Linked DNA regions of Homo sapiens: regions 1, 2, 4 and 5 are each linked to region 3. Evidence: chromatin contacts called from ENCODE Hi-C or POLR2A ChIA-PET data. All regions are on one chromosome and are shown on one strand. The core of a region is the stretch at or near the end of the contact, and the rest is flanking DNA. Distances in the headings are between cores, read along the strand shown. Region 1 overlaps MYLK (myosin light chain kinase). Region 2 holds the start of CHCHD6 (coiled-coil-helix-coiled-coil-helix domain containing 6). Region 3 holds the start of OSBPL11 (oxysterol binding protein like 11). Region 4 holds the start of PLXNA1 (plexin A1). Region 5 holds the start of CCDC14 (coiled-coil domain containing 14).

What was found. A loop is a pair of places that touch in the nucleus more often than their neighbours do. ChIA-PET counts read pairs that join two places held with the same protein, here RNA polymerase II (POLR2A). Pooled maps may share reads with other maps.
Region 1: POLR2A ChIA-PET joins it to region 3 with 10 read pairs in WTC11. The contact joins the enhancer-like site here to the promoter of OSBPL11 in region 3. POLR2A ChIA-PET finds 5 or more read pairs at or near these places in 2 of 52 experiments (WTC11 and activated CD8-positive, alpha-beta memory T cell).
Region 2: a loop to region 3 is called in a map of CD8-positive, alpha-beta T cell, with 19 times the contacts of the local background. The contact joins the promoter of CHCHD6 here to the promoter of OSBPL11 in region 3. A Hi-C loop is called at or near these places in 3 of 168 maps with a recorded cell type or tissue (CD4-positive, alpha-beta T cell, CD4-positive, alpha-beta memory T cell and CD8-positive, alpha-beta T cell) and 7 of 50 pooled maps. POLR2A ChIA-PET finds 5 or more read pairs at or near these places in 1 of 52 experiments (naive thymus-derived CD4-positive, alpha-beta T cell).
Region 4: a map of CD8-positive, alpha-beta T cell shows a loop between it and region 3 (12-fold over the local background). The contact joins the promoter of PLXNA1 here to the promoter of OSBPL11 in region 3. A Hi-C loop is called at or near these places in 2 of 168 maps with a recorded cell type or tissue (CD8-positive, alpha-beta T cell and naive thymus-derived CD4-positive, alpha-beta T cell), 2 of 37 single-sample maps with no recorded cell type and 7 of 50 pooled maps.
Region 5: a map of CD8-positive, alpha-beta T cell shows a loop between it and region 3 (15-fold over the local background). The contact joins the promoter of CCDC14 here to the promoter of OSBPL11 in region 3. A Hi-C loop is called at or near these places in 2 of 168 maps with a recorded cell type or tissue (CD8-positive, alpha-beta T cell and naive thymus-derived CD4-positive, alpha-beta T cell), 3 of 37 single-sample maps with no recorded cell type and 8 of 50 pooled maps. POLR2A ChIA-PET finds 5 or more read pairs at or near these places in 1 of 52 experiments (CD4-positive, alpha-beta T cell).

The regions. Positions count from the first base shown.
Region 1 is chr3:123,738,561-123,741,260 of GRCh38, reverse strand. It overlaps MYLK (myosin light chain kinase), which reads left to right. Exons shown (of 34, transcript NM_053025.4): 6 at 1,260-1,308; 7 at 2,199-2,364. Among named protein-coding and RNA genes, the nearest start is that of MYLK-AS2, 50 kb to the right of the region's middle. Within about 2 kb of position 1,305, at least 3 of the 41 ENCODE cell types and tissues checked have a DNase peak (open chromatin) inside an H3K27ac peak, as active enhancers do.
Region 2 is chr3:126,702,858-126,705,557 of GRCh38, reverse strand. It overlaps CHCHD6 (coiled-coil-helix-coiled-coil-helix domain containing 6), which reads right to left and starts at 1,318. Exons shown (of 8, transcript NM_032343.3): 1 at 1,159-1,318. The coding sequence starts at 1,245. RefSeq lists enhancers at 67-618, 1,679-1,738 and a silencer at 929-1,128.
Region 3 is chr3:125,594,244-125,596,943 of GRCh38, reverse strand. OSBPL11 (oxysterol binding protein like 11) reads left to right here and starts at 1,447. Exons shown (of 13, transcript NM_022776.5): 1 at 1,447-2,307. The coding sequence starts at 2,144. RefSeq lists a silencer at 1,330-1,739 and an enhancer at 1,840-1,899.
Region 4 is chr3:126,981,710-126,984,636 of GRCh38, reverse strand. PLXNA1 (plexin A1) reads right to left here and starts at 1,522. Exons shown (of 32, transcript NM_032242.4): 1 at 1,350-1,522. RefSeq lists silencers at 432-511, 1,527-1,756, 1,857-2,076 and enhancers at 2,127-2,456, 2,717-2,766.
Region 5 is chr3:123,959,961-123,962,660 of GRCh38, reverse strand. It overlaps CCDC14 (coiled-coil domain containing 14), which reads left to right and starts at 1,432. Exons shown (of 13, transcript NM_001366335.1): 1 at 1,432-1,517. The coding sequence starts at 1,488. RefSeq lists a silencer at 1,114-1,424.

The sequences.
Region 1 (2,700 bases), core at 56-2,555, 1.9 Mb after region 3:
GTGGCTGATGAAAATAGCCATGATTTTTCTCCTCCACACCTATGTTCTTACACAGTCATATAAATGTGATCAGAGTCAAAGTTAAGGAAGTTTACTCTTTTGCAGTAAACTCCCTGCAAATTCCCCACAGCAACTGTCTGCTGATATCAGAGGATGACTCTACCCTCCCTGGGATAGGGTTTTATAAACATCCCCAGCTTGCGGCAAAAGAAGAACAACTTTCAGGGTGATCATCATCTCAAAAAAGACCTCTTCCTCCCACCCCACCCCTCAAAATAAAACTCCCACTACTTTAGAGTTATTTCATGGTGACATTGTGAATTGTCCCTCCCAGCTGCAGGAGCTGGATGAAAGGAGCTAACCCCAGCTGCCTTGCTGGCTTTGCTATTTAATGGCCTCCTGCCTAGCACGGCAACAGCTCACCCAGGATCAGCAGCGCCCAGTAGGATAGCGCCTACTATGGCCTCATCATCTCACCTAGGACCGACTGGCAGTGCCCAGCATAGCAGCGCCTTGCCCAGGACTGGCAGTGTCTAGCATAGCAGCGCCTTGCCCAGGACTGGCAGTGTCCAGCATAGCAGCGCCTTGCCCAGGACTGGCAGTGTCCAGCATAGCAGCACCTTGCCCAGGACTGGCAGTGTTCAGTGTGGCAGCACTGCAGATTCTGCAGGAGCTGCTGGCTCCGCTGTAGCTCATCTGCAGTGACCTGTCCTGCTCTCTTTCAGCTTGCTGCTACTTGCCAGGCCTTAAGTGGAAGAATGGAGTGTTGATTGTGTCAGTCAAGAGTAGGTGTGGTAAGAGATAGGCATGGGCCTTTCCCTCCCTCCCTTTAACTGAGAAAATGTTCTGGAGAGGTCCTGAATCACCCCCAAATAATCCCCAAAATGGAAGGTAGAGCGTACTACCCTAACAACTCAGCAGGGTGGTTGAGAGTTTTAGAATCTGGCAGACCTGGGTGAATTTCTGCACTGTTACTGACTTTGTGACCTTGTATGGATGACTTAACTTCTCTGAATCTTATTTCTCTCATCTGTTTAAAAAATAGGATAATGTAGTATCAGCTTCATAAAATTATTGCAAGAAATTCACATGATAATGTATGTAAACACCTACCATAGTATCCATAGTGACACAGCCCATGCTCAGTCAAGATTAATGATCACCATCACTATCCCACCCACCCCTGCTGTTGAATCTTTTTACTTTCATTGCTCCAAGTTGGTGGCTCAGACCTGACTCATCAACTCTTTTTCTTGCAGGAAGTTTTGCGAAGCAGCTTGGTCAGCCTGTTGTTTCCAAAACCTTAGGGTAAGTCCTGGATGTTCAAGACAGAGTAAGGGTTGGATTGCTTTCCTGCTGACTTGAGCAGGATAGGTCTGGGGAGTAAGTCTTGGCTCTCCTAGGTTATAATAACCAAAGGGCGGGAGCCTAGTACAATGAGATGTGTCATTTACACAGCACCTCCTGACCTGGCTGCCTCTGTGATTGGCTCCTTTGACTGGCCCAGCTGCTAAATGTAAGGAAGTGGGAGAGGTGGCCAGAGTCTGCAGTGGACTCTAACAATCAAGGCAATAGTCAGAAGATTGAAATAAGCAAGCCTAGAAGAGGCGGGTAACAGTAGCTGCTGTAACAGACAAGCCTCAAATCACAGTGGCTCAACCCAGGGAAAGTTTGTTTCTTACTCAGGGAAAGTTCAGTTCAGATATCCTGGAACATGGGGAGAGCCTTCCACATTATCTTCCAGGAGCCCAGGCTTCTTCCATTTTATAGTTTCATCTCCTAGGCCCTTGAGCCCCCACTGGGCCTTCTGCATCTCACCAGCAGAGTGGACGAGAGACTGCAGAGCCTCACAGGAGGTTCTTATGAGTCGGCCCTGGAAGTGGCATACAGCTCTTCTGCTCATGGTCTCCTGGCTAAAACCCAGGCTTTCAGCCAGGGCTCAGTGGAATTCAGGCATGCCTAACTGCAAGGAAGGCTAGTAAATGAAGTCTAGCTGCATGCCCAAGAGGTAGAGGAAATAGGTTTTGGTGCCACACATTTTTCTAGAGAGAGCATGAGAAAGTTTCTGAGGCATAAAATTGGGAAGGCTACACTTTGATGGCTTCTGACCTTAACTTAGTGCCTTTGAGTGAGGTGGAGAGAGGATGGTTGAATTGCTGCCTTGTCTGGGACTGGATTCTCTGCCAATTTCCTTACAGGGATAGATTTTCAGCTCCAGCAGTGGAGACCCGTCCTAGCATCTGGGGGGAGTGCCCACCAAAGTTTGCTACCAAGCTGGGCCGAGTTGTGGTCAAAGAAGGACAGATGGGACGATTCTCCTGCAAGATCACTGGCCGGCCCCAACCGCAGGTCACCTGGCTCAAGGTGAGGTTTCTGTCTGCCCTGACCCTGATCCAGCCTGTATTAGTCTGTTCTCATGCTGCTAATAGACATACCCGAGACTGGGTAATTTATGAAGGAAAGAGGTTTAATGGACTCACCGTTCCACATGGCTGGGGAGGCCTCACAATCATGACAGAAGGTGAATGAGGAGCCAAGTCATGCCTTATATGGCGGCAGGCAAGAGAGCATGTGCAGGGGAACTCCTCTTTATAAAACCATCAGATCACATGAGACTTATTCACTGTCATGAGAATAGCATGAGAAAACCCACCCTATGATTCAGTTACCTCCCACTGGGTCCCTCCCACAACACGTGGG
Region 2 (2,700 bases), core at 69-2,568, 1.1 Mb before region 3:
TGGCTTGTTTCAATCCCAGCTCTCCCACTTACTATTTACATGATCTTGGATCAGTTCGTTCACCTCTCAGTGCCTCACTTCTCCTTAATCTACAATAATGGGCTAAATAGGGCTGTTGAAAATTAAATCAGTTAACTTATAAAGGGTTTAGTCCAACGCATGGCCCCTACACTGCAATAAGAGCTGCTTTTATTCTTCTGGGTTCTGGGGACAGTCTTCAATCAGACAGGAACCTTAGCCTCAAAAAGCTTACACTCTAGCAGTAAACGCAATAAACAAGTAAACAATTATCAACAGAAGCGATCACTGTGATGAGTGCTATGAAAATAATAAATGTTGGACGCGGGGTGGGAGGTTACTTCAGATTGGGTGGTCAGGGAAGGATTCTCTGGTGATATCTGAATTACAACAAGAATTACAAGAAACAGCGGGATTTAAGGAGAGCTGAAGGAGAGAGAACAGCCGGCGCACAGACCCTGAGCTGAGCCAGCGGCACCCTCCAGGAAAACACGGCGGTCCTGAGGCTGGGGACGAGGTGCGGGTGCCACGCGAGGGAAATGGCACGAGATGCAGTCCCAGAGGGATGCAGTCCCCAGAGGTCGACGGGCAGCGGCCAGCTTTGGAACCAGGGAAGGCATCATCCAAGCGCGCTAGGAACCCACTGGAGGGTTTCAGGCAAGGAAGGGGATCAGATCTGAGCTATGGTTCTTCCTGCGCCCCGCAGATGTGCTGTGGAGAACAGGCCGGCGGGGAAGAGCTGAGTCCCCAGGCAAAGCCCAGGTGGGAGACACCGCGTACCCAGAACGAGATGCGCGCACCTGAGGGGCCACGGGCTGGGAGGCCGGGCGCAAATTCAAGAAACGTAAAAACTAAGCCGACCGGAGCCAGGACGTGGCCAGGGCGTCCCTCGTGTCCCAGGGGCCTCGCACCTGTACAGTTCTTCACTCCTCCTTCCCTGAAGCCCATGTCGCGAAGCTCCAAGGCTGCCAGCCTCGGGCTCGCGTCTCGGCTCAGCCTCTTCCTGGCCTGAGCCCCCGGAGTCTCCCAAGCCCCACGCCCCTCACGCGTGGAAAGAGCCCCGGCCCTGCGCTCCGCCCCGCACCTCCCCCCCGCGCCCGCGGCCTCCACGCCCGCCCCGGCCCAGGCGGCGCCGCTCACCCGGACACCCTGCAGCACCCGGACCCGCTCCTCCTCGTCCACTCCGAAGGACACCCTGCGGCCCTCGCTGCTCTCCGTGCTCCCCATGGCGAGATGCCGCAGGGCCGGCAGCCACCAGACCCGAGACCCGGCTCCAGAGCAACCGGGCCAACAACGCTTTCCAGGACTCGCGCGGCCGCGGCACACGCCAACAAAGCCACGTCCTATTGGCCGACGCCAGAGGCTTCACCAATCGGGTGGCGCTGAGTCGCGGTGCCTTGTGGGGATTGCAGTCCTTCCGTCTGGAGGGGTGGGGGCGTGGCGGTCTGTGCCTGCTAGAGTGCGTTAGGCTGAGGCCGAAGATGTGTACCGGCGGAGGCCCTGGAGTGGAGGGCTGGGTGCAGGACAGGGTCACGTTCTCGCTTTGGGAGCTCCCCCTTGAGGGAGAGCCAAGGGTGATGTTCTGAGGCCAGGAGACGCCGAGACGGCCAAGGCGCTCATCTGGAGGCGAATTTCTGAGGGTTCACTGCTCCATTCATTCAGCAAACACGTGTAGAGCAGCACGGGCTGAGCGCCAGACGAGCAGGGACCTGGCCCTGGCATTACAGCGCCCCTCAAGACAGCGAGTGTCCTGCCCTTGAGAGGTTTACAGTGCAAGGGGAAAACAAGTGAAAAGCCAAACACGCACGCAAGGAAACTGACTGTAATACACGGAAAACTGCATGGCGATGCCACTAGTAAAATGAACAGAAGGAGGCCTCTTTTAATTTCAGTGGCCAGAGCAACCTCTGAGGAAGAAGCTTTGAACTGAGCCGGCGGGAGAGTAGGATTTATGTAGAAAAAGGTAGGGGAAGAGGTTTCCTGGGAGTCTCAGGCAGGAAAAGAGAAAGAGGGGTCATCCCATGGCTGGAAAGTGAGAAGAGGGCAGAGGAGTGGTGAGGACCCAAATCATGTCGGGTCTTGTGAGGCAGGGTCTGAGTGTGGGTTTTATTCTAAACGCCCCGGGAGGACAGGGAATGGTCCTAAGCCGTTAGGAGGCATTGCCCAAGGAGTGTACATACCATGTGTGGAGTGCAGTGTGCCAGGCATTGTGTGTAGGCTTCTTACACAGGACCCTATGTGTAAGGGAGCACACAGACGGTTGCCAGTCATAGACACTGCTACCTTCAAATAAGCCCCTTTTTGTTCCTCTGAGTTGCTGAATGGCTTTGATTTGCAAAAGTGCGCCTGAAGCCGAGCTGAGGAAAACTAGATGGCTACATGAAATAGCCAGAAAATATTTGGAGCTCCTATTGGCAACCTGGAAAGAAAGGGGTGAGGAGGAGAGAATGATTGAGAGAGAGCAGTAAGGCTCTGAGATTGAGAATAGCTCAGGGTGAAGAAGCTAGTAAACATCCCAGAGCTGGTGTGACGATGGAATCTTTAGGAACAAAGGTGTCTGCTAGTTTCATTCAAAATACTTCATTGGCGCACCCCACTCCATCACCTCTGTCGTCCATTTCTTCCCTATAAGCAGAGCCTGCGTAGGGGATTCTGGTGCAAGGAGTTTCCTGGGGGAGCACC
Region 3 (2,700 bases), core at 198-2,697:
TGCACAATGTCTGGAATCCATGAATAACATCGGTTTCTAAGTTATGAGTTGATTTTTAACTACTGAGTTTAGGCCAGGCAGGCCCAGGCCTGGTTTCCGGCCTGGCGCTGGGCTGCCTGTCTTTGGTTTTACTTCCTTGCTGTTTCTTTTTTTCTTAAAACAGGTACTGAGTATAAAACAATATGAGAGGGTCTCTCTCCTTCCTCAGGCTCACTGCAACGTCCGCCTCCCAGGCTCAAGTGATTCTTCTGTCTCAGCCTCTTAAGTAGCTGGGATTACGGGCACGCACCACCATGCCCGGTTAATTTTTGTATTTTTAGTTGAGAATGGGTTTCACCATGTTGGCCAGGCTGGTCTCGAACTCCTGACCTCAAGTGATCCGCCCACCTCGGCCTCCCAAAGTGCTGGGATTACAGGCGTGAGCCACTGTGCCCAGCCTCAAGTCATGTTATTATAAACTAAAATTAGCAATTAGGAGAGACTTTAGAAATCTACCCATGCACTCTTGTTTTACAAATCCAAAACCAAGGCCTAAACAAGGTGAAAGATTTGTCTGGGGTCTGGAAGAGTACCTAGCTCTGTTCTGAGATCTCTAATTTCCATGACAGCTTCTTTTTAATTTATAATAATGATTGGCTTTACTCCAATGTCATGCTTGCCCCCCCCCCACCCCAAGTAACTAAAACGTACAGATGTTTGCTTCGTTCTTGTACTTTCTTATTTTTGTAAGCTTTCTTCCTAAAATGCCTGGAACGGCCCCTCAAATGGAAGGCTAGGACGTGGTTAGGAAGGCGGGCACTCGGCCGGGCGCGGTGGCTCACGCCTGTAATCCCAGCACTTTGGGAGGCCGAGGCGGGCGGATCACGAGGTCAGGAGATCGAGACCATCCCGGCTAAAACGGTGAAACCCCGTCTCTACTAAAAATACAAAAAACTAGCCGGGCGTAGTGGCGGGTGCCTGTAGTCCCAGCTACTTGGGAGGCTGAGGCAGGAGAATGGCGTGAATCCGGGAGGCGGAGCTTGCAGTGAGCCGAGATCGCGCCACTGCACTCCAGCCTGGGCGACAGAGCGAGACTCCGTCTCAAAAAAAAAAAAAAAAAAAAGGAAGGCGGGCACTCACACACCAGAAGGGAACTCTCTAGTGCTGCTGGCTCCTTTGTTTCTTCCTCCTTCACTGTCCGGGTTCCTCGTTCCGTTGCGGCGCCCTCCCTCGCCCTCCCTCGCCCATCAGCCAGTCGCCCAGCTACCAGCTCCCAGAGCCTCCGCCTCCTTCAGGGACCCGCCGCCCTGACCCAAGATGGCGCCAGACGCTTCGGCTGTGAGGGAAGTGAGCTCACGCTACTCCGGAAGGGAAGGCGGGAAGGGAGCAGGGGGCGGGGGGTGGCTGACCCGCTGTGGGGCTGTGGGGCTGTGGGGCTGTGGGTGGGGCGGCGGCCGCGGCCCTGGCATTCGCGCTTGGGTCTGGAGATAGCGCGAGAGACTCACCGGCTCCTGGGAACCCAGTCGAGGGCCCGGGCCAGGGGCATAAGAGGAAGTTGTCCCGAGTGGCTCGCCTCTGGCCCTGGGAGAGGCGGCCCCGGGAGCCGGCGTCCCGCCCCCGGCGGCCTCATTCCCCGACCCTCCTCCCCGGCTGCGCGCGCCGGCCCTGGCTGTATCTCGGGGGCTGCGGCGGGAACTGCCGAGCGGGCTTGACTGGACGCACTGCCTGAGGACCTGCGGAGGAGACGAGGGAGCGCGGCGGGTCAGCCCCGAGGTTAGGCCGCGGGTCCCCTGTCCGTGGCGCTCCGTCCTTTTCCCAGCCGTCTTGGCTACAGAATCTGCGACCTCCCCACACTCCTTCTCTTTTGAGTATGTCACTTAAGTCTTCTCGCCGGATGCTTTTTCCTCCTTGCTTTTGCCGGAAAGGAGAGAGATACATGTGAAGGATATCTGTCCTCGTTGCTTCCCCTGCCCTCTCAAAAGTTTAACTTCTGTGGGAATGTGTATCTTCCTTTTCTGGACCATTTGACAGTCCCGCCCCAGCCGCCGTGTGATTTAGCAACCGGTATCATATTCAGATCAAATCTTAAAAAAAAAAAGTCACCTACAGAACTACAGAATTGTTCTCTCCCGCTCAAGAAGGGCAAGTGGACTTTGGCGTTAAGATGCAGGGGGGTGAACCAGTGTCCACAATGAAAGTCTCGGAGAGCGAAGGAAAGCTGGAGGGCCAGGCCACAGCGGTGACCCCGAACAAGAACAGCAGCTGTGGAGGTGGAATCAGTAGCAGCAGCAGCAGCCGCGGTGGCAGTGCAAAAGGCTGGCAGTACAGGTATGCTCCTTTCTCCAAAATTATTTCCCGAGGTGGAGGTAGGGGTGAATATGCCCTGGAGGCTGCATCCCGCAATTGTTGAAAGATAAAAGTTTTTTCACTGGCTTCCAGAAGCTACTGATACATCTCGTTTGGATCTGGGACCTCGCCTAAAAGATTTAATCCATTCATTTGTTCATTCAACAGGTATTTATGGAAGGCCTTTTGAGGAACACAGAAATGTATCCCTGAACTTCCTCTACAGTCAGAGAGTTAATGCTTCCTCAGATTTAATTCTGTACTCACTTCTGCTTTTGCCTATGTTGCAATTTATTTACAAGCCAGCTTTCTCTGATAGACTGCGAGGGCAGGAACTGTTTAACTCAGCTTTCTCGAGAGGGTAGCAAATACTGG
Region 4 (2,927 bases), core at 273-2,772, 1.4 Mb before region 3:
CCCACTGGCACCCCCCAGGAATGGAAGCCTGGCCCTGCAGCGAATCACTGGTTCACATGCCTGCCTCTGGCAGGGGGCTGGGTGCTCCTCAAGGGCCGGGCAGCATCTTGGTGCCCCTGGTGCAGCACCTGGCCTCTGCCGCACACCCCAAGCCGCAGGAAATCGAGGGGACCTGAGGCAAGCTCCTCAAGGGCCCGGGGAGCAGAAACTGCGCCCCATCCCTGCACCGACCCCCAAACCGGCTACGTGTGAAAGGAGATGGGGCAGCACGGAGCAGCCTGAGCCACAGGAGCCGCGCTGAGGGGACAGAGGCTCGACCACGTCCCCTCCCCGGCACACACACCCCTTTCTTTCAAGGGGCGTGGCCCCAGAACCCCACACAGGAGCCTGGGGCAGATCGCCGCCCGGGGCCGCCCCTCGGAGCCCCTCCCCTCCTTTCCAGGGCTGCACCTGGGACCTCACGCCGACCGAGGGGCCTCCCTGGAGTCCCCACTCCCCCTTCCCCTGGCAGCCCGGGATCGGCCCGCTGCCTCCAGCTTCGCCGCACATCAGGCCCGGGACTATCCAGGAAGCAATCGGAAGCCTCCGGGAGAAGCGGCTGACCCTGGAGAGGCCCCGAGAGGGGGAGGCCAAGGAGGCCCGAGCGGGGCGGCCTCCTGGGCGGCACCCAGAGCCCACCTCCCCGCACTCCGGGCCAGTGGGAGCGGTGGCAGCTGTGGTCGGGAAGCCGCTCCAACTTCCACCCCGCGCCCCAGGGCCGGCCGGGGGCTTAGCCTGCACGACCTCCTCCGGCCCCCGCGGCCCTGCTGGGAGGCTCCGATCCCTATCCGGGCCTGGCCACCCCGTCCTCGCCCGCGGCCAGAGGTCTGAGCCGAGGTCCAGCGGCCGGGACGGGCCTGGACACCGCAGGGGCCTCCCCGCGGGGCCGCCGCAAACTTTCTCCCCAGCCTCCGTGGAGGGGCAGCGCCCGCCCCCCGCCACCCCGGAGCTGCCGCGGGGCTCGGCGGGCCCGGCCGGGGGGCGGGGGAGGCCGCGGCGCTGGATCCCGGGCCGCGGTCCCAGCCCCGCCGCACGGGGGTGCGGTCTCTCCGCGTCGGCGCCGCGACCGCGCCCGGACACACGCGGACGCCTGGGCCGGAGCCGCAGGGACACGCGGGCCGCGGACACGCGCGCCGCAGTCCCCACGCGCGCCGCAGTCCCCGCGCACACCCCCTGCCTGCCGCCTCACGAGAGGGCCGCCGCCGGAGGCCGCCCCGCGCCCACCCACGGGCCGCCCGGCCCCGGACCCCAGCCCGGCCCGGCCCCCGCCCACCGTCCCGCGCCGCGGGGAAAGTTGCGCCCCGACTCACCCGCCGCCCCGGGGCGCGCCCCGCCGCCGGCCATCGCCGCGCCCAGCCGCCCGCGCCGCCGCCGCCGTCCGCCCCGCCGCGGGGCCGCCGAAGCCGCGTAGGCCGCCCAGGCCGAGGCCGCCGCCGCGCCCGGGCTCCGCTGCGTGGCCGCGCAGCCGATGCCCAGCATGAATGGGGCGCCGAGCGCCGCGCGGCTGCGGACCGGCCTCGCTCTCGCCGCCCGCGGAGCCCCGCGCCGCGCGCATGCGCCGCCCAGAGCCCGGGGGCGGGGCGGGGGCGGGGCCGGCGGCGGCCTCCAGAGGGCGCTCTGCCCCGCGCCGCGCGCCTGCAGGGGCCCACCGCGCGTCTTCAAAGGGCGATACGGCTGCCCGCCTCAACTCTCTGGGCGCCGGGGCCGCGCGGGCAGTTCCGGGAGCCCCCCGCTCTCGAGCGGGCTAGCCCGCGACCCCAGGAACAGGGCCTGGCTCAGTGTGCCCAGGCTAGGAGCATGGCCTCCTTTCACGGGGGGGGAAACTGAGGCTGAAGGAGGCAATCGCAGTTCCCAGACCTTGCGGGGCCGGGTGTTCCCAGCTCTCGGCCTCGCGCGTTCCGCTCTGTCAGATGGGCGGGCACCTGCGCGGGGAGCCCGGGCGCCCCCTGCAGGCCCCAGGCTGGTGGCGCATTCCCGGCTGGGGACGCAGCCCAGGGAGGAAAGTCCCGCGGCAGAGGCGTGGCGAGACGCGAACTCCGGCTGTAGCGTGGGGCAGCGGATCTACACGGTGTGAGGTGTGGGGCTGCAGAATCCAGGGTGACGGGCCAGAGCTGTCCAGGCAATACCCCCAGCCTGCATGGCAAGGCTGAGGGGCAGACACCCAGCACTCAGTTACTGTACTCACAACCGCCACTCCCAGGCAGGAGGCATCCGGGAGGGCCTCCCGGTGGACGCAACCAGGCCAAGGAAGGGGAAGCCGGCAACAGGAGCATCGATAACAGAGCAGATGGGCCAGGAAAACCCCGTCGTGGGAGGGCTGAGTCCCGGCTGGGGACTTGGCCCCCATCTGTAGCCTGAGGGGTGCGGTTTTTGCTGTGTGAATCACGTCACCCCTACAGAAGAGGAACTCTCTACAGTTCACATGGTTAACAGGGAAAGGGAATGGACTCATACCGGGCCCAGGTGTCCCTCCGCGTCTCACCCCGCTCCTCCCTCCCCAGGAGCAGCCACAACCCTCATTTTTGTGTTCATCTTTAAGTGCTTTTCTTTGGGTGTGACCTCTTATATTTGCACCCCAGAATGGGACGCTGTTTTGGGTGGCTTGTTCTGGGCATTACAGAAACGGGGTCACTCAGCCTGTGCTGTTTGCTCTGTCTGCTCTGTGTGGTGAGGGCACAGGGCAGCTGCTCGCAGGCATCGTCTTCGCAGCCTGTTTTGTTGGGCTCCTGCTCGCCCATTCTCCTGCCGATGGACATGGGATTGTCGCCTATCTGGAGCCATGATGAGCAAAGCTGTGATGAGCATCCTGTGTGTGCCTCTCGGTGGGCACCTTTAGATCCAGGGACGGTCTGCAGGGTCACGGGGTAGGATTTGTCTAGCTTCAGGAG
Region 5 (2,700 bases), core at 183-2,682, 1.6 Mb after region 3:
GAAAAAATCTTGAAGGGAATGCACCAAGCTGTTCAAAGTGATAACTCATGGGTAATGGGGTTATGGGTGGTCTTTTCCTTTTTGCTTATCTATATTTTCTAAAATAAACATGTATTAAGAAAAATCAATATGAATTCAAAAAATATCAACTTAACTAAAAAAAACCCCTTAATTTCAGGTGAATATGTCAGCAAGTTATGAAGTTATGTGAGGGCTGGGGAAGGAAAGGAGAGGTTTTCACAGTTTGATCTAATTCAAAACTAAATCTGTGAAATACTCATTTCCTAAAATCACTCAGGATAAGTGTGTGATATTTTGGTGGACATATTTTAGTTCCTGGGCTTTGACATTAATTGTAACAGACTTTTAAAGCGTAGCTCTTTTCTCCATTAAAAAGAAATGAGGCCGGGCATGGTGGCTCACCACTGTAATTCCAGCACTTTGGAGGCCAAGGCGGGCGGATCACCTGAGGTCAGGAGTGTGAGACCAGCCTGGCCAACAGGGTGAAACCCTGTCTCTACTAAAAATACAAAAATTAGCCGCGTGTGGTGGCACGCACCTGTAATCCCAGCTCTTCAGGAGGCTGAGGCAGGAGAATCGCTGGAACCCAGGAGGCAGAGGTTGCAGTGAGCTGAGATTGCGCCACTGCACTCCTGCCTGGGTGACAGTTGAAATGGAATAAACTGAGTTATCTCTCTTCAACTTGATTTAAATCATTAACCCAAAACTCAATGCCTTAAAAACCAATGACTAAAATCCTCATTAAAATGAGTGCACATGCCAATACTAAGAATGTTGTGTCATTTTTCATCAAAAGTAATTACCTCAACATAAGAGGAGACAAGTACGCATGGAAGTAAACCCAAAATCCCAACTAATGAACACCGTTCTGAGATCAGTGGCCACAGGGAATAATTCTGCAATTTCCATCACACGCAAAGGTAACAACCCCGAGGTCTTATTTTTATAGAATATCAAGAACAAAATCTTCCAAAAGGCACACGATGCCAAACTAAAAATAAAGAGCGAAAACCCAAAAAGTCGCGCTCAATTCCTTCTGAAACCTATTCGCCTCCTACCCCTGTCCCATCCTCTGGCGCTGGCGGGTCCTCGTCCCCGTTTTCCCCACCGCAAGTCCTGGAACCTCCGCTTAACTCTTTTCTCGGCGGCTCCGCCCCGGCCCCGCCCCAGCCATGCCTTGGCCCCGCCCCGTTCGCCGTTTATTGGCTTCTCCCAACCCCTGCCGGTGGGTGACAAGCCGGGAAGCTTGGAGGGGTCTATTGCGTACGCCCAAGGCGCTGGGCCTGGAGCAGGAGAAAGGGAGTGGAGGCGCGTCGGAGACTATGAAGCGCGGCATTCGGCGGGATCCTTTCCGGAAGCGGAAGCTCGGCGGGCGGGCCAAGAAGGTCCGGGAGCCCACGGCGGTTAATTCTTTTTACCGTGAGGCTTCACTTCCCTCGGTCTGGGCTTCTCTGAGGCGGCGAGAGATGGTCAGGTCTGGAGCTCGACCGGGCCAGGTGAGGGCTGAGGACCTGAGGAGTCCGCTGTGGGGATGGAGAGGGACAGGGGGGTTTTCGGGCCAGGAACTTGTAAAACTCTGCTCGAAAAAAGACAAAGACAATGCGGCGACATTAAAGTGCTGGGACAGAGGTGCAGGGAACACCTAATCTTCCCGTCGTAACACGGCCGCTCGGTCTCTAGATGTTTCTGTTTAAATCGTCGTAGCCCTAGTCTAGAGCGCCGGCTTTGGGGTCAGGCCCGGGTTCGAGTCCCAGCCTTCGCCGCTGCGTCGAGTGACTTAACCTCTCCTAGCTTCAGTCACCTGCAGATTGAGAGTCTACTACTTTTTACTGCTCAGAACTTCCTATTCCTTAGCTGCAAAATAGGCAGAAATAAGCATAAAATCCTGTCTCAAAGAATTGAGAAGGTTAAATAAGAGAACCCGGTAAAAACATCGATCACACAGTTGTTGTAGACATACAACAAAATTTAGTTCCCTTTAAAACACGTAGTTTGCCACCATCTTAATGATAACAGCAGCCAACATTTAGATAGGACTTATGTGGCAGATGCTACTGTAAGTGCTTTTATGTATTACATAGAATAACTCATTTAATAGTCACGATATCCTTATGAGGTAAGTACTATTATCCCTATTTTATATATGAGGAAATCGAGGGCTGGAGGATTCAAATAACTTGGCAGTTACACAGCTGTGGAAACAAGATTCAGACTCACAAAACTGATGCCAGAGTCCATTCTTCTTTTAAACATTTTACCTAGTAGATGTATGACTTTGAACAAACCACTTTTCTGAAATTTAGGTTCCCACCTCACAAATAATAACTCACAGGGTATGGATTAAGTGAAAATGAAAGACCTTAGCACACTGTAAGTCATTCTACAAAGGCAGTATTATCTTGTACTTGTTGGTAGGAGATATGACTACTAAGAAATGCTTATATGATTCTCAAATAGCAAAATTAAAAGTTTAATGATAATAACCTCGTAGAAGTAAGTGTAAAATAAAGCAAACTGATTCTCCTGTATTGTGATTAGGACACTCCTTTTGGAGAGCAGCTTTGCAGTTTGTATCAAGGGTTATTAAATTGCTAATAACCTTTCACCAAATAATTTTCTTTTTAATCCTAAATATAAAAAGGCTGTTTTCAGTAGATAGAAAGGCTTATTCCAGGTTTG